2 separate regions of the Homo sapiens genome follow, and region 1 is linked to region 2. A link is an interaction called in ENCODE POLR2A ChIA-PET data of the cell type or tissue named here. Cell type or tissue: PC-3. All regions are shown on one strand. Each heading gives the region's core, and the rest is flanking DNA. Links, peaks and the distances in the headings are about the cores only. Region 1 overlaps ABHD17B (abhydrolase domain containing 17B, depalmitoylase). Region 2 has its middle 57 kb from the start of CEMIP2.

Evidence for each region. ChIA-PET counts read pairs that join two places held together with the same protein. Peaks named below come from ENCODE experiments on the same cell type or tissue, not always from the same donor. Only the 100,000 strongest peaks of a DNase experiment are listed, where the experiment ranks them.
Region 1: POLR2A ChIA-PET joins it to region 2 with 5 read pairs; 4 of 35 experiments call an interaction of 5 or more read pairs at or near these places.

The regions. Positions count from the first base shown.
Region 1 is chr9:71,885,579-71,897,189 of GRCh38, reverse strand. All of the region lies in intron 1 of ABHD17B (abhydrolase domain containing 17B, depalmitoylase), which reads left to right. Among named protein-coding and RNA genes, the nearest start is that of ABHD17B, 20 kb to the left of the region's middle. In PC-3, for the core only: no CTCF peak of the experiment used is centred there; no DNase peak of the experiment used is centred there.
Region 2 is chr9:71,819,772-71,831,382 of GRCh38, reverse strand. No RefSeq gene overlaps it. Among named protein-coding and RNA genes, the nearest start is that of CEMIP2, 57 kb to the right of the region's middle. In PC-3, for the core only: no CTCF peak of the experiment used is centred there; a DNase peak (open chromatin) is centred at 4,902.

The sequences.
Region 1 (11,611 bases), core at 1,962-9,961, 66 kb before region 2:
CCCTCTAAGCCAACTGTTATTAATTAGTTTTATAGGTTATTCTTGGAGCTGCCACTTCTGTAACTTTTCTTGGTTAATCTTTAGGTAAAAAGGGGACAGATTGATTTATTAGCCATTAGTTGGCACCTAAAATTCTTTCTAGTTATAAATTCATGTGTCTCCAATGAGAGACCTAAACATTTTCTTATTGTTCTGTACTTCCTCTTGGGCACCCACCACTGAACATCTTAACCCTTATTCTAAGAGGTTTTGTATATAATCAGCCCCAGGGCTGCTAGAAGAGAGAAATGACATTTCCTAACCAAATTCAGCTTCTTCAGCTCAGAAAAAAGGATCTTTTTTGTAACAACATGAAAACCTATACAGGGGTTTAATCAATTTTCTCTATGTCCATTTATCCCATTTTCCCTTTTAATTCTGTCATTTGCCTTTGAAAAGGTGAGGAGAGGGACACTCCTATGTCTTGAAGAAGGTATATATATATATGTGTGTGTGTGTGTGTGTGTGTTTTGGTAGAAGATAGAACTGTATATATACATAGACCCCCTGTTTATTTGCTTGACTTTGTAATAACCATCAGAGGACTTTTTAAACAGCATTTCCACTAGGAAAAGCTGAAGCCTTATGCTACAAATTTGGCATCTTTTTTATTCGCAGGCTGAAATTCTAACCCTCCTCCTTCACCAGTATCTCTAAGTTACCAAGAACTCAAGATATTTTTTAGAAGTTTGATATCTTGACCAAGTTCTCTTGAACCCCCACTGGATAGGTGACAGAACTAGGGATATTCCTTAATGCCCGTATGTAGACATATTTTCAGGGCAGGGATAAGAAGTCTGCTACTACATTTGTAGTCTGCAATTTTATGCAATTCTAAAAGATAAAAAAAGAAATTGAAGTCAGGAGTACAATGTAGAAATTCCTATCTACAGCTGAGAATGTTAATCATATAGAAGTGAAGTTGGGGACAGAATGAGCATTCACTGAATCAAGATATGAGTAGATTAAGATTCAGCTTGGTTTATTTTGTAACAAATGTCTTACACAGCACTGGAAATATCCATCTTAACCACAGATGAGATAGGTGCAAAAAGGAAGGGTTCTTTTAGCTTTCTGAATAGAAATTAAGATATTATAGCTGTTCTAGATTGGGTGAGTGGTAAAGCCTGAGAAGCTTAAAATGAAAATGTAATATATCTTAAGAACCTCCAGAGTTTTGAGAAAGTAGTTTTCAAGTCAGTCTGTTATTAAATATTTTGGACCTTTTGTCCCAAAATTTTGCATGTAGTTTCAGGAGTTTTCCATGAACCACAGCTCTAAATAGTCCTGTTGCATTCCAAAGTAATTTTTAGGCTTGACCCCAAGCTGTTGGCACATTAAGTGATTTTGCATGGAATTGATTAAATAGTACCTAGCTCCGAACCATCCAAATAAGGGTTTGTCCAAAGTCAGGTCTGAGAGCAATATACAGTATAATGTTATCCTGAGACATTGACATTTTCTGGTAGAAGATATTAATAAGAAAGTTAACTAAGTATTAGAACATTGACAGATTGGTGTTTCAGAGGCTGAACAGCTTGATGCATTCTTCAAATTGCAGACTTTACAAAGTAAGGTAATGTAGTACTTCTCAACTTTAAAAATCTATACTGGGTCATAGCCTCCTTTTTCCATACTGGTATTCTACAGAAGGCAGAAGAATCTTGAGAGTAAGTTGCAAAGACAGATAATTCAGCCTGAAACACAATTATATACCCTATTTGGCCAGGACATAGTCTTTAGGCAAGTAAGTACTGGTCTAGTCAAATTCCTTAAGAAGTTATAACTTCTTGGCTTCCAGGTCTAAGAACACTTCCTGATGACTGCTGAATATGAAACCTGGCTTTACCATTTACTAACACTGTGGTCTTGCATAAGTTAAACTTATCTATGTTTCTGTTTCCTCATCTGTAAATGGGGTGGGAGGAGGGAGGAAAAAATAATATCTATCTCATAGGATTGTTAAAGCACTTGGAGCAAGACCTAGTAAGTGCTGCATAAGTGTGTTTTGGTAAATTAACACTAGCCTGGCTTTTCTAACCTAGCAAAGTTTTAAACCTGAAAGTTTGGATTTGCCAGTCAATAATAATACTGTTTGATTTGTTTTGACAAAATTCAGCTCAGCCAGCAGTGGCTTTTGAGTGATTTCTGTGTGGCAGCCATTGCTAGGTGTAGGTATACTTGAATTTAAGTATGTGCAGTGGGGAGGGGTATGTTATATGGTTCAAAACTAATAAGGACAAACATGACCTTATAGTTAGTAAATGATTTATGAAATGGTTCATTTGATTAATTGTACAATCAAAAGAAACTTTTTTTTTTTAGGAGACGTGTTCTTGCTTTGTCACCTAGACTGGTAGTGCCATGGTGTGATCATAGCTTACTGCAGCTTCAAATTTCTGGGCTCAAGTATTCTCCTACCTCAGCCACCCAAGTAGCTGGCATGAGCCACCACACCTGGCTAAAATGAACATTTTTAAGCCCAAGAAGTCTAGTTCCTTTTGAAATAAGACTTTCTGGGCCCTTTGTATACATTTCCATGCTTTTAGAAGGTAGCTTTTAATAATATGTACAGACTGCAATTTAATTTTTTAGTAATAATGCCCCAAGTGCTAAAGATAAAACTTCTAAAAATTTTGGCAGCTGGGTGTCGTGGCGGGGCACCTGTAATTCCAGCTACTTGAGAGGCTGAGGCAGAGCCTACTTGAACCCAGGAGGCAGAGGTTGCAGTGAGCCCAAATGGTGCCACTGCACTCCAGCCTGGGCAACAGACTGAGACACCATCTTTAAAAAATCTAAAAAATTTGAAATTTAATGTATTTATTACCTTAATCCAGTTTTATATGTATACACAAATTGGTTATAGTATCTATTTTGTTACCAACTGATAAATAAGAAATAAGTCAAACATCAGTAGATGAAAGGACAAGCAAAATGTGCATTATATTGTGAAATATATATTTGATCTTCATTCTTGTGTTGTGTCATACAACTCCAACAATCCTTAGAATCTCCAAAGTGAAGTATCCTTTTTTTTTTTTTTTTTTTTTTTTTTTTTTTTTTGAGATAGAGTCTCGCTCTGTCGCCCAGGCTGGAGTGCAGTGGTGCGATCTCAGCTCGCTGCAAGCGCTGTCCTGGGTTCACACCATTCTCTTGCCTCAGCCTCCCGAGTAGCTGGGACTACAGGTGCCCGCCACCACACCCAGCTAATTTTTTTGTATTTTTATTAGAGACAGGGTTTCACCATGTTAGCCAGGATGATCTCCATCTCCTGACCTTGTGATCCACCCGCCTTGGCCTACCAAAGTGCTGGGATTACAGGCGTGAGCCACCGCGCCCGGCCAGTGAAGTATCTTTGTATGCTAACAAGTTGACTGAAAGCCATGCACCTCTAGGTAGCTATTGGATGGATGTTAGTTACCCAGAAACAGGCAGGATTAGAGGGTTGGGATTTACAGTCCTGCCTGTTAATCTCTGGGTAGGAGAGAGGGCGTGAAGGTTAAGTTGATACCAACAGCCAGTGATTTAATCAATCATTGCCTACTTAACAAAGCTTCCATAAAAATCCAAAAGGACTGGATTCAGAAAGCTTCCAGATGGCTGAGCACATGGAGGGTGGCATCCCCTTCCTACATGCCTTGCCCTGTGCATCTCTTCAACTGTATCCTTTGTAATATCCTTTATAATAAACTGGTAAATCTGTCTCCCTGAGTTCTGTGCGTCGCTCTAACACATTAATCAGACTGGAGTAAGAGGTTGTGGGAACCCCAATTTATAGCCAGTTAGTCAGAAGCATAGGTAAAACAACCTGGGGCTTTAGATTGGGATTGGAAGTGGGGAGCCCTCAACCTGTGGGATGTGACACTGTCTCCAGGTAGATAATGTTGGAATTGAACTGGGTGGGAGGACACCCACCTGGTGTCCACTGCAGAAGCGATTGCTTGCATTGGGGGAAATCTCTCATACATCTGGTCACAGAAGTATTCTGGTGATTGTTGTGGTGTGAGTGCAAAGGACAAAATAGTTTGTTTTAGGTACAATGGAATATTTTTCAGCCTTGAAAAGGAAGGGAAATTCTAAGACATGCTACAATGAAATAAGCCTGTCACAAAAGGACAAATATTGTATAATTCCACTTGTATGAGGTACTTAGAATAGTCAAATTCATAGAGACAAAATGGTGGTTGCCAGAGGCTGGCAGGAGAAGAAAATGATGTTATTGTTTAGTGGGTATAGAGTTACAGTTGGGGAAGATGAAAAATAAAATCTGGTGATAATTGCACAATAATGTGGATGTATTTAATGCCATGGAACTGTACACTTAAAATAGTAACTTTTATCTATATTTTACCATAATTTAAAAAACACAACATTATTTCCCTACAGTGACCAAGATACAAAAACCACTCATTTTGGAAAACAGCTGTAGGAAATGACAACCTCCCTTACTCTCTCACCTCTGCACTTCCCCCACCTTATCACCTGCCTTCCCCCCCCCAAATTAATTTGCTAAATGTAAATTTATGTTTATAAATTTTATATTAACTAAATTTTGGTAAATATAGTGTACTTGTTTAGGAGCTTTGTGTTTTTTGTTTGTTTGTTTTTGTTTTTTTTTGAGAGGGAGTCTCACTCTGTCACCCAGGCTGGAGTGCAGTGGCGTGATCTCCTCTCACTGCAAGCTCCACCTCCCGGGTTCATGCCATTCTCCTGCCTCAGCCTCCCAAGTAGCTGGGACTACAGGCGCCCGCCACCACGCCTGGCTAATTTTTTTGTATTTTTAGTAGAGATGAGGTTTCACCGTGTTAGCCAGGATGGTCTCGATCTCCTGACCTCGTGATTCGCCCACCTCGACCTCCCAAAGTGCTGGGATTACAGGTGTGAGTCACTGCGCCTGGCCAGGAGCTTTGTTTTTAGTAGCCGGAACAACTTTGAAAACCTGAAGTTTTTCAAATTATAAATTTCTTCATTCTTTTTATATACTATGGAAGATTGTATCTGAAGCTTATGAGAACATCTTAGTTACAAAGTTTTAGAACTAGAAGAAACCTTATTATCAGTTTATGCTTTTCACTTTGTAGAAAAGGAAAATGAGGTATAAAGAGATTGACTTCCCTAAAGTCACCAGCTTTTTAATAGTAAAACTAGAACTGAAAGCCATGGCTCTTTTGATTCTTAGTGCTCTTTGGACTACACTGTGCTATCGTGCTGTCCAAAGGCTTCGTTGGCATCTCACTAGAAGAATTTACTGGGTAAAATTTTTAATTACATTATTGGACCAAGAGTTAAAGCTGTACTATGTTCTCGAATATTTGTAAAGTATCTTCTGGTCCCATTGAAGAGATAAACAGAACATACTTGTTTGCCCTATAGACAGGGTATGAGTGTGTGTGAGAGAGAGAGTGCGTATGTGTGTGTTTGTGAGAGACAGACTGACACTGACTACTCTATCTCCAAAATCCTCTTTATTCTAGCAGTTACAGGAGTTCCAATTCTGCAGTCAGTCCTATTCAGACTATAGGCCTTCTGGGTCAATAGGCTTACACAAATATAAAGGAAACCCAATTTAGTTCTTTGCTTAGAAATATGAACAGTCAAGAAAGAAGCATTCCAACAGCATGAAACCCAAGATGAACAAGCATTACCTGAAAAACACAAATGAAGAGAACAAAAAGAAAAGCTTTATAGATATAGTGGATAGTCCTAGGATTCCTAAAAAGGAATTCCACATGGAACAGAGAAGATGGAGAGGAAATAGAAGAAAAATTATCTGAGCTAAGTAAAGACTCGGGGCTTTAGATCAAATGGACCCATTAAGTATAAAACAAAATGGACAAACAATAACACACATTTAGATAATAGGCTTATGAAATTTCAGAGCTAAGGATGTAGGGAAATCTCATAAATATTTTTGAGAGATGAGAATCACTTTTAAAAAATCAGATTGGTAGACACTTTTATTACTTGGTACTAGAAAATGTGGACCAATGATTTAAATTTCGAGGAGAATTTTAAGAAACAACCTATAATTCTGAAGCAGACCTAGTTTGCTGTAAGTGTGGAAGTATACATAACAGTGTAGTTTACTTCGCCAGACCTTTGGGTAAGGGGGTGGGGGGTAGTGCTTGGGAGTTGTAGTACAGCAAAATCAAACAAAAAAATCTTACAAAAAGGAGCTTGAGATTCAGAATCAACAGAGGTATGTGATGAAAAGAAGTACTAGGTAGGCAGGCAACTGGGCTGTGAACTAACCCAGAACATAATTATTTCAAATTAAAACAGAAATCACTGGGGTCTAAACATGTCTTTAAGAACAACATGGATTTTGTTGAACAAATTCTAATAAATTGGAATATGTTAAATGTAATAAAAAGGCAAAAACTTCAGAAAATTAAAGCCTCTTCTGAAAGTCCAAATGTGAAGCAAACGAAAATGTGCCTTATTTTTGAACAGTGAGGTGTAATTGAGTATCAAGAATGTAAACACCTTGACACTTGGAATTTAGTGACATAAAATTGCTGTTTATTCTCTGAGTTTTACCATGCCCCTTGGATGGGCAGTGAATGACACTGTAAGTACTTTTTATTATCCAATTAATGAGAATCAACCAATAGATAAAAACTTAATAAATTGCAAATGATATAAAACTTAATGTGAAACTTAATTGTATAGTCAGCAATAATGGTATATGATTACATGGGGGAGCCAGAAGAAACTTCCTAAAGTTGATAGAATAAGAAATACAGGTTCAGCTATAATATCTAAAGTTATAACTAATACAAACTAAAATAAATCAGAATGAGCATAGAAGGTGGGAATTAGGGTAAATCTTCTCAGTCTTTCGTGTGTGTGTGTGTCTGTGTGACAGAGTCCAGCTCTGTCACCCAGGCTGGAATGCTGTGGCACAAACTTGGCTCACTGCAACCTCTGTCTCCTGGGCTCAAGCTATTCTCCTGTCTCAACCTCCCGACTAGCTGGGATTGCAGACATGCACCGTCACTCCCAGCTAATATTTATTTATTTATTTATTTATTTATTTATTTTTATTTTTAGTAGAAACAGGGTCTCACCATGTTGGCCAGGCTGGTCTTGAAACTCCTGACCTCAAGTGATCGACCTGCCTCTGCTTCCTAAAGTGCTGGGATTCCAGGTATGAGCTACCTTGCCCAGCCCGCTCAGTCTTTTATAATGAGGCTACACTGTGATAAGAAATAATGGATTTTTTTAAAAAATGAGTATGGTAGTAAGCACTAGAAGAATTAAAAACAAATGACCCAAAATTGTAATTTCTGAGAACAAGGCTGAGGTTTGGGTTGGGATTAGGGAAGAGACTAAAGAAGTTTTAAGTGTTTTTTTGTTTGTTTGTTTGTTTTGGTCATTTTTTGTTTTTTATCAGTTTTGTACATGTATGTGGTCAGGAAGCCAAATAATTCTACAAATTCCCAGGGGCATTTAGTTATTTTTGAATGATTCTTTTGGTGTTTACTTCCATGTCGCTAGATAACAGTATTATATTACTACTTCTTACATGTTGACATCCCACTTACAGTAGAGAGCATAGCTGTCCCCCACCAGTATCGCACAAATACGCTCCCAGATCCCCCAACTTCCCTGTGTAATTTGCCATATCAGTCTCTTTTAAGATATGTCTTTCAGATTAGTCTGATTCCTCAGAGGAGGTTTTCCCAATATAAACCTCTACTCTTATGAGTTGGAGACAGTATCTAGGGAACTTCATTTTTTGAAGTGGACTTTTAACCAATCCTAATTTTAGCCTGGCGAGGAGACTTTTAAAAAATAGTGTAACATGCGGTTTGATTTTTTTTTTTTTCTTTAGACGGAGTCTCGCACTGTCGTCCAGGCTGGAGTGCAGTGGTGCAATCTCGGCTCACTGCAGCCTGTACCTCCTAGGTTCAAGTGATTCACCTGCCTCAGCCTCCCGAGTAGCTATGATTACAGGCGCCTGCCACCACGCCTGGCTAATTTTTTTGTATTTTTGGTAGAGATGGAGTTTCACTATATTGGCCGGGCTGGTCTCGAACTCCTAACCTTGTGATCCGCCCGCCTCAGCCTCCCAAAGTGCTGTGATTACAGGCGTGAGACACTGCACCTGGCTGGTTTGTTTTTTTTTTTAAACTTTGTCTTGTAATACTTTCATAATAGCAATGTTATTTCTTAAAATATCAAATCCCTATTGTGGAACTTGACTAATATTTATTTGCATACAGTAGTAGTATTATCACCGTTTACGTTTTTGTCTTTTCACTGTAGCTCTAATATGTTTTACAGCAGTTTCAGTTGCCTAAAAAACAAAACCTTTGTTGTTGTTTGGTAAAGTTTTTTTAACTTTATTGAAACACCTTATTTTATTTACTGCTTGGTAAATAAGGGTTGTGTGGGTCCATGCTCATATGCTGTATTGACCTGTAAATGGTTTTATAAACTTTTTGTATAAACTCTTAGAAATAATCTTTTTTGTAACTCTTAGAAATTCAAACTGGGGTACCCATAATATGAACCTCTTTTTAAAAAAAGATTGTATTCATTATTTATAATCAATAATCCTTAAATTTTGTGAGATTTGTGACTACATTGACTAGATAATATTGAGGTACATATGGGTGTTCTATGGTATGAAAAATACTGAGTAGGTACTCACCTGAAAAGTTTCTCAGGGACTTATTTTACTTATAAACTAGGGAATAATGTGCATTGTGGAATGTTTCTGGAACAATGTAATATGACAGCTTTTCTATGAACTTTGAGTTTGAGGATAAGCATGATTTGGATTCTTAGAATAGAAATGCCAAAAGCTGATGATTAGGGAGAGAAAACATGTGTCTGTTCATGTCTAGCTTACGCTCAGCAACAGGTAAAGGTGTGACTTTTAAAAGCCCTGAGCTAATTGTACTTTCCAGTCACCAAAAGTTTTATAGGAATATGTGATACTAGCATATGCAAAAACCAACAACCTATTTTACTGCTCCATCAGTAAGACTTTGTTCACTTGTTAGGACATTGCTCTGGTGGATCATCAAGATTGTAAGTGTTTAGGATACTGTTTTGGACTATGTTCAGAAATTCATTAGCTAATAGTCACAAGTGTTTTTTACACTTTCTCATGGTTTACTTGCAACTTCAGCTTACAAGGAACCTCTCAAGAACATGAATCCTTTTGATTCATCAAACCGTGGATTAAAACATATAGATAGCCTAATTGAGTTGCACTGCTCATTTTTAATAAAATGGCTTTTATGTTAGAATTGGGTTAGAAATAAGTCTGTGTCATAAAGATAAAATTTTCCAGAATAGTCTTGTGTAGGCAATCTCACTTAGTTCTGTGTGTTTTATCAATGTTCAACAGAAAGATCTATGAGATTTACGTATATGTACTTTGATGGAAAAGCCAGGAAGGAAGGTGCTCTTTAGCATTTGAAGCTAGTATGAATTTAAAGCATGGAACTGTTTGTTCTGGATTGTCTGGGTTTCAAAGGTTTTCGTTCAGCACTGCCCATTAGGGCTTTCTGTAGTGAAAGAAATATTCATACTATGCTGTGTAACTTGTAGCCACAGTGGCTGGTGGGATTGAAGAAGTGAATATTTAATTTTAGGTAATTTAAATTTAAATAATCATATGTGGAGAGTGAGTGCTTAGCTAGTGCAGTGTCTAGCAGTATCAAGAAACTGAGGGAAAACAAAAGTAATAAAAAGCACTGCATTAAAATAAATAGGACTTCTGACCCAAATTAGTTTGCTTGGCACAGCTTATAGACTCTTTACCCTTAATTTTCATCTTCTACTATAATGTCATCATAGATCTAACATCTTCATTTCTGAACCTTACTAGCTTTTTTTTTACTAGGATAGTAAGTTCACAACTTACACTAGAACTGACACTATTTTGATGTCTCTGGTTGATGCCTCCTATCTTCACCTCAACTTTCTTTTTTCGTCTAACTCCAGTACTTTCCACCAGTGAGAAAGGACTCTTATTTGCACATTGCCCAGTACATTTTTTTTTCCATTTGAGAAACTCCTCTAAATTTTTCTAAACTCAAATTATTAAGGCGTTTGTTCAGTTTACCCCAACAAAACCCACACTTCTAAGGGTGTTTTCAAGTGACCCATTGGCACTGTTACACTCTATATCTAGAATCTTATTGGTATTTAAAAATTGCAACTTTACCTTAAAAGTACCAGACATGATTCTTTTTCAAAGAAGAGGTTTTGCAAAAATTTCTTCTTTTAATTCAAAATATTAAAACATTAATATTTTTAAATTTTTTCTCCGAGTTTAAAAACTCATGTAGCATGCAGTTCATCCAGTTTGTGTCTTCAAGCAGAGCTGACTTTTTCCTGCAAAGTCACCTGAATTTTGAGCCCTTTGATCTCACAGATGAAACTTGTTTCATCTGTGAACCCGTTTCATCCATGAAACCCTGTCTCTACAAAAAGTACGAATAATTAGCCAGACATGGTGGCACACACCTGTGGTCCCAGCTGCTCGGGAGGCTGAGGTAGGAGGATCGCTTGAGCCTGGGAGGCGGAGGGTGCAGTGAGCCGAGATCACGTCACTGCACTCCAGCCGGGGCAACAGAGTGTGACGAGCTTTGGTCCTGCATAAGGCATGCCCAGATAAGATAGAAAATGTTTTAAAACATTGTTACAACTAAGTACCTCCTGTTCAAGTTGTAGTTAGTGAGTTAGTGGATTTTTTTTTTTTTTTTTTGAGACAGGGTCTCCCTATGTTGCCCAGGCTGGTCTTGAACTCCTGGCCTCAAGAGATCCTCCTGACTCGGCCTCCCAAAGTGCTCAGATTACAGGCATGAGCCACTGTGCCTGGCCCAGGAAACTTTGATACTGTGTTTTGGATGCTTCATCTTCTTTCAAGGTGAATATTCAGCTTCTCTGTATGTACTAAACTCTGTAATGTGTATGGCTTTCTAAAAACCATAACACTCAGAGCTTAGAGTTTCACATGTAGCTATACTTTGAATACTACTACAGATTACACAGAATGATATTGCATCCCCAGAGTTATCCATAAATGGAGTAATTCATCTTGAATTTTAGACTATAGTTCTTAACATGAAATCTAATATATCAAAATTTAAATGGTTTATCACATACAGTGTACTGAGCATAGTTGTCAACATATCACACAAAATGAAGAAAGATATAAGCATTCTTTTAAATGTTTTCTCTAAACCTGCTTTTAAAGACTTTTAATGCTAGTTCAGTACAACAAAAATCTTAAACCTTATAATAATTAGTAGTAATATGAGTTGGTCTGCATTACCAAGAAACTATTACAAGGAGATCAAAAGGAGATTTTTTTTCCCCTAGTAAATTGTTATTATGTCAAAAATTGACAGGAGTCATGTCAGTAATTTCTTACGTTAGAAGAGAGGAAGGAGATACAGTAGGTCATTCTATTTAGGGACTTTTTTTTACATTAGTCTTCCTGTTTTGCTGAGAAAGAATCAGTTATTTATCTTTTTTCTTTGTCATTGAGGAGGAAAACGTTACCAGGAGAAGCAGATTCTTAAATTATTATTTCATACAATTTTAG
Region 2 (11,611 bases), core at 1,827-9,826:
ATACAATATCCAGGGCCTCTAGCTGTACTTAGCAGGAGAAATAAGAAGATGTGTGTGTACTCCATTGTGTCCTGAAACCAGAAACTCAGAATTAGATTCATTCCTGTGGTTCTGCTTTCACTGCTGTGGCATTATAATGGTTCTAGGAAGGAAAATTGACATTGAAACCCATATACTTTTTATTGCTAACACTCACCACTCCTAAATTCCAGTCCATCTAGGCATGTATAAAGAGTTTTAAAGCCACACCCAACACAACACAGCTTTTCTCTTCCTGTGTCACTGCAACAGGTGGCAAATGAGGCAATTCTGGTGCCAAAAATCTAAGTTTCCCAGATGTTGAGTTGTTTGCCTCTGGCTAAGGAAGTGTGCCCTCACCAGCTGTCCTTTTTTCGGGAAATATATCCACTGTGACAGATCTCAATTCTCTATCATGAAGGCACCACTTGCTTTCATGGTATTTTAGAACTGAACTGAAACTATCTCTTGCAAATAACACTCTGTGTTGGGGTAAGAGAAGGAACCACTTACTTTTACATATTACTTTTCTTTTTTCTTTTTTTTTTTTTTTTTTTTTTGTTTGAGACAGTGTCTGGTTCTGTTGCCCAGGCTGGAGTGCAGTGGCATGATCTCGGCTCACTGCAACCTCTGCCTCCCAGGTTCAAGCGATCCTCCCACCCCAGCCTCCTGAGTAGCTGGGACTACAGGCATGTGCCCCCACATGCGGCTAATTTTTGTATTTTTAGTAGAGATGGGTTTTCACCATGTTGGCCAGGCTGGGTCTTGAACTCCTGACCTCAAATGATCCACCTGCCATGGCCTCCCAAAGTGCTGGGATTACAGGCATGAGCCACCACGCCTGGCCTACATATTTCAAATGTACTTTCTAACAACGAATGCGAGCACTTCAAGCCTTTACATCTTTTCTGCTGGCACACATTTCCAATAGCAACTGGGGCTGCTGTTGAGGGAAGCACAGTTTGTGCATTGCAGAAAGGCACCCAGCCAATGGAACAAAAGGGAGCAAAGACCCAGTTCAAGCTCTACTAGCCAAATCATGTACCCACAGGGCTGCATCACCCAGAGGGGGTGACTTTTTCAAATTTGCACAAAGGCTTTCTATAAGCAATCAGCTGGGCCCTGAATCTAACAATAGCAGTATTGCAACATCTCAAAAGAAACACTCTCTTGTATTCTATAAACTCATTATACTTGAATATTCAATTGATACTCATGCATAATTTATATCATCACTTCAAAATAATTAATTTTCAGATTTTCAGGCCTATGAAGAAGAGCTACAAATCATCTGAGGAAAAACACATTGTAAATTTTGACTAGGATCAAACTGGCTTTTTAAAAAGATTTTCCATTCTCTCCCTGGGAGGACACCATTCTACCAGTGGGTATTGTTAAATATCAGGTACTGGGTAGATAACAGAGGTTTCCTGATATGCACAATTCGCTGCCCCATAGCTGTGAACATGCCCCCTTTTTCACCCACTGATCTGTTACACATCAGTATGTCCTTCCAAGGCAGTTGAAAATTCTTGCCATATGGGATTATCTGTATCACTGAATAAATCTTGATATTGAAGCTTCAAACAGGTAACTAAATAGTTGTGAGAAGAGGTCTCTTTCTTGTCTACTTAGCCAGCTGGTGGTCACTTAATGGGAATGTTTTTTCTCAGAATGAGAGCGCTGTGTTCCTTGGATCAAAGTAACTTATAAAATATATCATTGGTCCTACTCTTAGTATAAACCAAGTGTTGACTTACGTATGACAAAGACTCTCTCCTTTGGCCAAAACTTTAGTCAGTCTCTTCTGAGTTCTCTGTTTGACTAGCCCCAGTCTTGGGCTTCCCTCTCTGTCCTTTTAGAATCCAGTTTGAACAAGAATTATTCTAAATTGGTTTATCAAAAATGTCCCAACCTTGGTGTGTCTGACCACCCTCAATATCTCACCATTCTGACCTGCCTTCAGCAATAATCCTATCCAGTCAGTTTAGCCATGTACCCTTATGTTCGATGTTTTCTCTTAGTAATTTTCCATCTGCTGACTGCCACCCTACTCCTTGGTTGTAAATCTCTACTGGTCCTTGTTGGAGTTGAGTCTAATCTCTCTCCCCTGCTGCAACGCCTCATTTCAATGGTCCCTTTGTCTATCACCATGGCCCCCTCTTGAATTTAGTCTGCCTTCCCATCTTTAACAAGTACTTGGATAATTTTTTCCTTTAATGGGTATAGAACAGTTGACTCATTTCAAAATAAATAATAATAGAGCATCAAGGCATACTACAGTCGCTTAGTATATAACAACGACCCTTTCTTTCATGGCTTCTCCAAAATATTAAACTCAAAAATGAAAATGCTGATAACAAGCTGGTCACAGTGCCAAAAGCACCAAACTAGAGTTGAGAAGTCCCGGGCTTCATCCCCCTCTCTGCCATTATCATTTGCCCAATTCAGCATAACTCTCAATATCTCTGCACCCCAGGGTCTATGTCTGTTAGATAAGGAGATTTACCTGAGTCTAAAACACTCTCATTTTATTTTACTTTTTTAGAGATGAGGTCTTGGTATGTTGCGCAGGCTGGATTCAAACTCCTGGGCTCAAAGGATCCTCCCATCTCAGCCTCCCGCATAGCTGGGACTTAAAACACTCTAATTTTTATTCTTCCCAAACAAGTAGAAGTACAGCTTGAGTGAATCCTTTAAGTTGTGTTTTTTTCCTTTCAAACATTTACTTTCATTTGACCAACACATTTAAAACTTTTTCCCCTTCATGTAGAAATTGTTTCCCCATCTACTAATCTCTTCTTTCTCAAATGTAATCATTTCTAACAGTGTAGACAATAATTCTATAAATAGCCATACCCCTTTTTCCATATGCTATTATGCCAAAAAAGGAGACCACTTTGAAAATCTATTGTAAAGAAAAAAAATCAATTTACTTCCTATAAATTTTCTTTTAGTAGTTAGGGGTGAGCAGAATACATGTTTTATTATCTTACTACTAATAATGTATAACAACATTGTATAAGGAATGGTGTTATGAAAAGTAGATTAAATCATAAAATTTAGCTAATACAGCTCTCTAAAATGCTTGTCATAAGCCCTAAATGTCCACCTTGCCACGTGAACAAACATCCACTATCAAAATGTTTAGTTTCGAAGTGTCTAGTTTGGAAATATTTATCCAATGTGAAGGAGTAAAGCAAAACAAATCCCATTAAAAGACCAGGTTCTGGTCCTCATTCTGCCATATGCCATGAGATCCTGACTGAGACATTTATTTTCCCTAGACCTTTGTTTCCACATCTGAAAAATGAAGATTAGTAAATGCTAATTTAGATGCTCTATTAGTTAAATGTTTCCAATCTTATAACTCTATGTCAAATAGTTCTTAGACTATCCTTCAGAAATCTCAAATATTCAGAACTAATAACTCCTAATACACAGATTAAGAAACTGGGACTCAAATAAACTAAGTAATTTGTTCAAGGTCACAAAGCTAATCTGTGGACTGCCTGATTCCTTATCCAGATCTGTCTGATTCCAAAGCTCATCCTTTTAGCTCTACCTTCAGTGAAATTCTCCCCTTTCAGGATGTCAAGAGAAGAAACCCTTCCTATTGTAATGGCACAAGTATGGCTTTTATAATCTTAGCATAAAATCTGTACCCTAAAGAAGAGCCCCCTTGGAGAAAGTACAGAACTGTCTGAAAGTTGCCTTCTATACCTTGTCCTACAATTAACTAAGACAGTGGCTCTCAAAGTGTAGTTCCTGGACCAGAAGCATCAGTAATACTTGGAAACTTGCTAGGAATGCAGATTCTCAGACTCTACCCATTGCATACTGGATCAGAAACCCTGGAGATGGGGCCCAGCAAGCTATGTTTTAACAAGTCCTCCAAGTGATTCTGATACGTGATACAGTTTGAGAAGCACTGAGCTAAGTTATGTGGCCTTGGGCAATGCATGCAACAACTCCCAGCTCCAGTTGCCAGCTCCAAAATCCTATGGTACTTCTATGACCCAACATCTGAATTATTAATAGGAGAATAGCTGGGCGCGGTGGCTCATGCCTGTAATCCCAGCACTTTGGGAAGCCAAGGTGGGCAGATCACAAGGTCAGGAGTTCCAGACCAGCCTGGCCAACATAGTGAAACCCCATCTCTACTAAAAATACAAAAATTAGCTGGGTGTGGTGGCACACACCTGTAGTCCCAGCAACTCGTGAGGCTGAGGCAAGAGAATTGCTTGAAACAGGGAGGTGGAGGCTGCAGTGAGTCGAGATCGTGCCACTGCACTCCAGCCTGGGTGACAGACAGAGCAAGACTCCTTCTGAAAAAAATAAAAAATAAAAAAAATAAGAGAATAGATTGGATTCTTATCCCTAATTTTGAGAACCGATACCCAGTAAGGTGAATAAGGAGAAAGCAGATAAGGAGGACAAAGAGGACATCCTTCACACAGCCCACAATTAGTCAAAGCGGCAATTTTGTTTGTGATGATTTATGTCACTGATGCCAGTGACATCCCAAATTAGAACATCTTTTTTGGAGTCACTCTGAATGCATCTCTTTGGAAATTTAAAAATTTATTAGGTGACTTGGAGCTCAGCTCAAAGAAAGAGTCAATTTAAAATATGCTGTTTCCTTAGCACTGCCTTAAGTCATTCAGGAGACAGTTTCTGGGAATGAAGTCCAATAGATCTTTTTCATAAACTGGAACAAAGTAATATCTCATTTTTCAGGAGTTAAAACCTTTCCCTCCCCATCCTGGACATGACATATATACTGGGATCTATTTCAACCAGAGGTCACATAACCAGCCTTCCAGGTACCTTTAGAAACTCATGTTTCCCCAGCTTAGCAATGACTCAGTAGACAGCACGGAGTATTAATGGCCTTAAATGCCATACTGGCGCCAAGGGTCATATTGTCATTATTTATTAAACATTTTATTTACCCAGAGCCTAAGTTGTTGTAACTACATTCTTATGTAGGGCATGGCTTGAGTCAGAAATCTTGTCATTAGGTTAGAAGAGATACCATTTTTCATTTATGAGGTTGAAGCTACAGATCTATCATGAAAATATCTGGTACATAGTAAGTATTCAATAAACATCTGTCAAATGAAATAATGAGTTCACTAAACTAGTGCACAGGCTTAAATTTGGTTTCTAAGTAACTGTGACAGTTCTACAGCATTTTGAACACAAACTTACCTATTTCTTTTTTTTTTTTTTTTGAGATGATTCTCACTCTTGTCACCCAGGCTGTGGTGCAGCGGCACAATCTCTGCTCACTGCAACCTCTGCCTCCCAGGTTCAAGCGATTCTCCTGCCTCAGTCTACCTAGTAGCGGGGATTACAGGGGCCTGCTACCACGCCTGGCTAATGTTTGTATTTTTAGTTGAGATGGGGTTTTACCATGTTGGCCAGGCTGGTCTTGGACTCCTGACCTCAGGTGATCCGCCCACCTCGGCCTCCCAAAGTGCTGGGATTACAGGTGTGAGCCACCACGCCTGGCCAAACTTACCTATTTCTTTCATGGTGGGGAAGGAAATTAACATGTTCTGAATACTTACTATGTCCCAAGCACTTGGTACCTGCTTTTCTCATTTTGTCCTCACAACAACCCTGTGAAGTTGGAGTTGTTACTCCTGCTTTGTAGGTAAGAAAACTGAGGCCAAGATTCTTAAGATTGAGCAGCTGGTAAACATCATGACAGAGCCAAAATTGGAACATAGTTCTTATCCTCCCACTTTTCCCCCATTGTCCAGTATGTGGGCAAAACAGCTCCTCTGAATTGGGGCTCGGATGGTTGATATTTAGCATTTGCATCCAAAGTTGTTTCTCTGTCAAACATTTCCATTCACTGAAATAAAACAGCTAATGGCCAGGTGTGGTGGCTCACACCTGTAATCCCAGCACTTTGGGAGGCTGAGGTGGGTGGATCACTTGAGGTCAGGAGTTCAAGACCAGCCTGGCCAACATGGTGAAAACCTGTCTCTACTAAAAAAATAAAAATAATTAGCCATGTGTGGTGGTACAAGCCTGTAGTATCAACTACCCAGGAGGTTGAAGCAGGAGAATCGCTTGAACCCGGGAGGTGGATGTTGCAGTGAGCTGAGATAGTGCCACTGCACTCCAGCCTGGGCGACAGAGCGAGACTGTGTCTCAAAAACAAAACAAAAACAACAACAAAAAATAGTGCTGGCCAAGCACGGTGGCTCATGCCTGTAATCCCAGCACTTTGGGAGGCCGAGGCAGGTGGATCATGAGGTCAGGAGATCGAGACCATCCTGGCTAACATGGTGAAACCCCGTCTCTACTAAAAATACAAAAAATTAGCTGGGCACGGTGGTGGGCATCTGTAGTCCCAGCTACTCGGGAGGCTGTGGCAGGAGAATATTGTGAACCTGGGAGGTGGAGCTTGCAGTGAGCCGAGATAGTGCCACTGCACTCCAGCCTGGGTGACAGAGCGAGACTCCGTCTCAAAAAAAAAAAAAAAAAAAAATAGTGCTTAACTATCTGAAAGGATTCTTAGCTGGTGAGCCCTGCAAAAATAGATGGTGATTTGGATTTGACTGAGTCTCAGACCACAGTTTGCCAACCCCTAGGTAAGACAATAGTATTGGTCATTGTACTCTGGTTATGTAAGAGAATGTCCTTGTTTTCAGAAAAATACTACACATGAAAAATGTACAGGCAAAATGGCCAGCGTTATCTGCAGTTGTAGACAGGACAGAGGCCAACAGTAGGGGAGGATTGACTTTTACGTTTGGTGTGGCATCTTACCAAAACATAGCCAGAAAAGAGCTTTAGTTCTTTCCCCACCTCCAATCTCTTCCTCTGCTTCAACACCCTAGTGGAGTCAGAAACCAGATTGTGCATGACAGAGGAGGTTGAGGAAGTTGAGAATACCAAGTGGGAGCAAAAGAGAAGAAGAGATCATGACTCACCCCTTGCCTCCGTAAACTGCCAGTCCACTTTCGGTCCTAGCATGGAGATGGGCACAGTTTGAGATCAAATTTGGTATTTTGATGGTTATATAGGACTAGATATTTTAAAATATTAGACTGAGGCCAGGTATGGTGGCTCATGCCTGTAATCTCAGCACTTTGGGAGGCTGAGGCAGGTGGATCATGAGGTCAGGAGTTCAAGACCAGCCTGGCCAAAATGATGAAACCCTATCTCTACTAAAAATATAAAAATTAGCTGGGTATAGTGGCTTGTGCCTGTAATCCCAGCTACTTGGGAGGCTGAGGCAGGAGAATGGCTTGAACCCAGGAGGCAGAGGTTGCAGTGAGCTGAGATCACGCCACTGCACTCCAGCCTGGGAGACAGAGCAAGACTCTGTCTCACAAAAAGATAAAAAATAAAAAATAAAATAAAATAAAATATTAGACTGAAAATGTGCTTGCTACTTAAATTGACTATAGTATTTTCTATTTCCCCAAAAAGAACCAAAAAGTCATTAAAATTGCTGACACTGGCCGGGAGTGGTGGCTCACGCCTATAATCCTAGCACTTTGGGAGACCAAGGCAGGTGGATCACCTGAGTTTGGGAGTTCGAGACCAGCCTGACCAACATGGAGAAACCCCGTCTCTACTAAAAATATAAAATTAGCCGGAGTTGGTGGCATGCATGTAATCCCAGCTACTTGGGAGGCTGAGGCAGGACAATCGCTTGAACCCAGGAGGCGGAGGTTTCGGTGAGCCGAGATTGCACCATTGCACTCCAGCCTGGGCAACAAGAGTGAAACTCCATCTCAAAAAAAAAAAAAAAAAAAAAATTGCTGACATTTTCATCCAAGTGTCAGAGAATAATTAGTCAGATAAAGTGTTAAAGGAACAGTGGGAGATAGATTTAAGTTGTGTAGAGATGAAGGGAATTTTCTTCCTTTCCCCTTCTCAAGGTTTGATCATTTGAGTCTATAAAATAGACTGACAATAGACAGATTAACAAGAAAAAAAGGATACAAATGTAATAATGTGCACATGGACATGGTGTCCTGCAAATATGAGACTCAAAGCAAAGCCAGATGACTGAAGCTTTTATACTATACAGAAAAGAATAGAGTCTTGGAGCCCAGTGACAGGTTATGGGTAGGAGTGGGGAGGAAATACAGGGTGAGCAAAGACTGTCTTGTTATGCAGATGAAGTCCCTCAGGTAGCAGAACTCAGAATAATTAGATGGGGCCAGGTGGTGACTCTTGCCTATAATCCCAGCACTTTGGGAGGCTGAGGCAGGAAGATCACAGGAACCCAGAAGTTGGAGACCAGCTGGGCAATATAGTGGGACTCTGTCTGTACAGAAAACAATTTAAAAACTAGCTGGGCATGGTGGTGCATGCCTGTGGTCCCAGCTACTTGGGATGCTGAGGTGGGAAGATCATTTGAACTCAAAAGGTCAAGCCTGCAGTGCAGCAGGATGGTACTACTGTACTCCAGCCTGGGCAACAGACTGACACAGACAGACAGACAGACAGAGAAAGAAGGAAGGGAAGGGAGAGAAAGAGAAAGAGAGAGAAAGAGAGAAAGAGAGATTAGATGGGAGCGCTTGTGGTAAAAGTTTCTTTGTCAGACCTTTAAAAGTGTCTGACTTTTAGTCTGCGTCTCCTGTGAGTTAATCTTTCCTAGATCTGGATAAGACAGATAAGGGAGGCCTCAGAGACAGACTGTTTGTGTCTGCTGTTTCTCACTAATGCAGATTTCCTCTACAGATACAAATCTCCACTACACAAGGACAGCTTTGCAGAGCTATTCCTGTGGTCTGCAGCCCCTCTGAATAGCCATATCAAGATACAACAAATAAATATATTTTGGGGTGGCATATTTTGGTTTCCTTCTGTTTCCTGGTTATGTTCTGTGAGTCCTGATTTTCAACAGCGATATAACCTAGAGGGTGGCAAGAGAAGATATTGTAGAGAAGGTGGCAAGGGCCAGATTTGAAGGCAGAATAAGTCATATGAGAGTTTGGGACTTTTCCCTAAAGGCTTTTAAAAAAAAAGCCTTTGAAACCAGGCACGATGGCTCACGCCTATAATCCTATCATTTTGGAGGGCCAAAGCAGGAAGGTCACTTGAGGCTAGGAGTTTGAGGTCAGCCTGGGCAACGTAAGGAGACCCTGTCTCCTCAAAAAAACTTGATCTCAGGAGTTTGAGCTGGAGTGAGCTGTGATTAACCAATGCACTCCAGCCTGGGCAACACAGTGAGACCCCATCTCAAAAAACAACAAAAAAGCCATTGAAGAGTTTGAGATAGGGAAATTTTGTGGCCGAAGTTGTGTTTTTTTAAAAATCCTTCTAGTTTCAGGCTAAATGATTATTTGAAGGGCAGTAGAGGCAGGACTCACCAAAAGGAGGACATGGTTTAGGCAAAATATGATGGTGGTTTGGTCCAGAGTAGTGACAGTGAAGATAAAAGAAAGAATTCTTTGTTTCCTTTTGCCTTTAAAAAACCTGCTTGTGGCAAAGGCTGAACAGAGCATTCCCCAAAGTTGGAAGTGTGTCCTGGGCAGCTGTCCTCACTTTGGCTTAAGTAAATTCTTCAAAATTATATTGTGTGCCTCAGCTTCGTCCTTTAGGTTGACAAAGATTTTGAGAGAAGCGATAAGCTTGATCATAGTTGGGGATGGACTTGTGGGAAGTCAAGGGCAGCCCCCACATTACTGATTTGAGCCACTTATTTAGTCAGCAGCACCATTTCTGGAGACTGGGAACTTTGTTGATCTTGGAAGAGACACAGGGCAGACAATATTGTCTCCATCTTATTGATATAGTGACTAATATTCAAGAAAACCAGGTAATTTGCTGAAGTCCACACATATTATTTCTGAGAGCCGCTGCCTTGTTTTCTACTTCAAATGACAATGCTTGAGCTGTTTGGTGTTAGTTCCCTTTGATTGCATTTGGAAACAAATGCACTCCCACAGGTGAAGTTAACTGTGTGATTTAAAGAAAGAGAGGAAGAAACTGGGTTCTGATCTAATTCTCAAAGTATGTATACATTCAGCAGTTTCAGCAAAATATCATTATGCTTCTTGGAATCACGGAAACATCCCATGAAATCTTTGATTTCAATACAATTGAAAAATCTCTGAACTTGCGCAAGTAACATTTTGTTTCTTACCCTGCCACAGGATTCTGAAACTTATCTTTTAGAGCAGCGTTTCTCAAGCCTTAATGTGCAAGGTTGGGCCCAGTGGCGCTCACCTGTAATTCCAGCACTTTGGGAGGCTGAGGCGGTGGATCACCTGAGGTCAGGAGTTCCAGACCAGCCTGGCCAACATGGCGAAACCCCGTCTTTACTAAAAATACAAAAATTAGCCAGGCGTGGTGGCGGATGCCTGTAATCCCAGCTATTTGGGAGGCTGAGGCAGGAGAATCGTTTGAATCTGGGAGGCAGAGGTTGCAGTGAACCGAAATCAAGATCACGCCACTGCACTCCGGCCTGGGGAATAGAGTGAGACTCCGTCTCCAAAACAACAACAACAACAACAACAAAACAACAAAACAAAACAAAACAAAACCAAACCTTAATTTGAGTCACTTGGAGATCTTGTCAAAATGCCAATTCTGCTTCAATAGGTCTGGGGTGGGGCCCAAGTTTCTGCATTTTTAACAAGCTCCCAGGGGATGCCCATGATGCTGACTGACTTTTAAGAAATCAGAGTTTTCGATGTACTCACTACTTCTCCAAGTACACATGGGCACTGAGACAGGACCCAAAGGAATTTCAGAAATGTAATTATATTGGGGATAAACAAAACTAGATCTTGCAAAATGATGAGGCAGACAAATGTTCTCAGGCCTATTTTTCTACTTTCCAAATTCCTTTCCTGGCTCAGCACCTTGCTCGGGCCTTAGCCCATCTTTCTGCAGCTAGTTAACGAATCCTTGCCTACGGGTAGACAGAAAGGTGGTTTTTCCTGTTACATCTTCCCCATCCCTCCCTGGGAAGCTTCAATTTCAGATGTACTTTCAAATTTCAAGACCCAAAGAAATAAATGTTTAATGTGGAATGACAGACAATACTTTGATATTTGTGGGGAAGGGTCCTCGCTCAGCACTCCTCCAGTATCAGTTCTAGACAGATCTTGGAGAAGAGAAGAAACTCAGCTTGTTCAAGTGGCTCATCCTATAGGAAATACTTTCTCCGGCTTATTTCTCTGTGCCTCCTTAAAATCAATCTATGATATGCCAAATATTAACAAGGAAAAAATTATCTCCGAAGAAGACACTGACAATTTTGCCTGTGCCCTCCTCAGTCAGAGGCAATGTGGGGTGTAGGGAGCATCGTAGAACTGTCAGCGAGTTAAGGGATAAACATGTTGAGATAGATTGGATTAAACAGCATTGTTCCAATTAATCATGCTGAATTTAGGGCCAGGAGACATTAGATTCTGCTCTTGATTTTGACATTTACATTCTCTGTGACCTTGAGCAGGCCATTTCACGTGTTTGGTTGCAGTTTTTTCATATGTAAAGGGCTACAACAGGACAAAATGAGTCCTAAGTTTCCTCCTGATTCTACAATCTTTGTTTCTGAAGTTATTTCAGTGCAGGCTTGAGTGCAGCGGCTCGATCCCTGCTTACT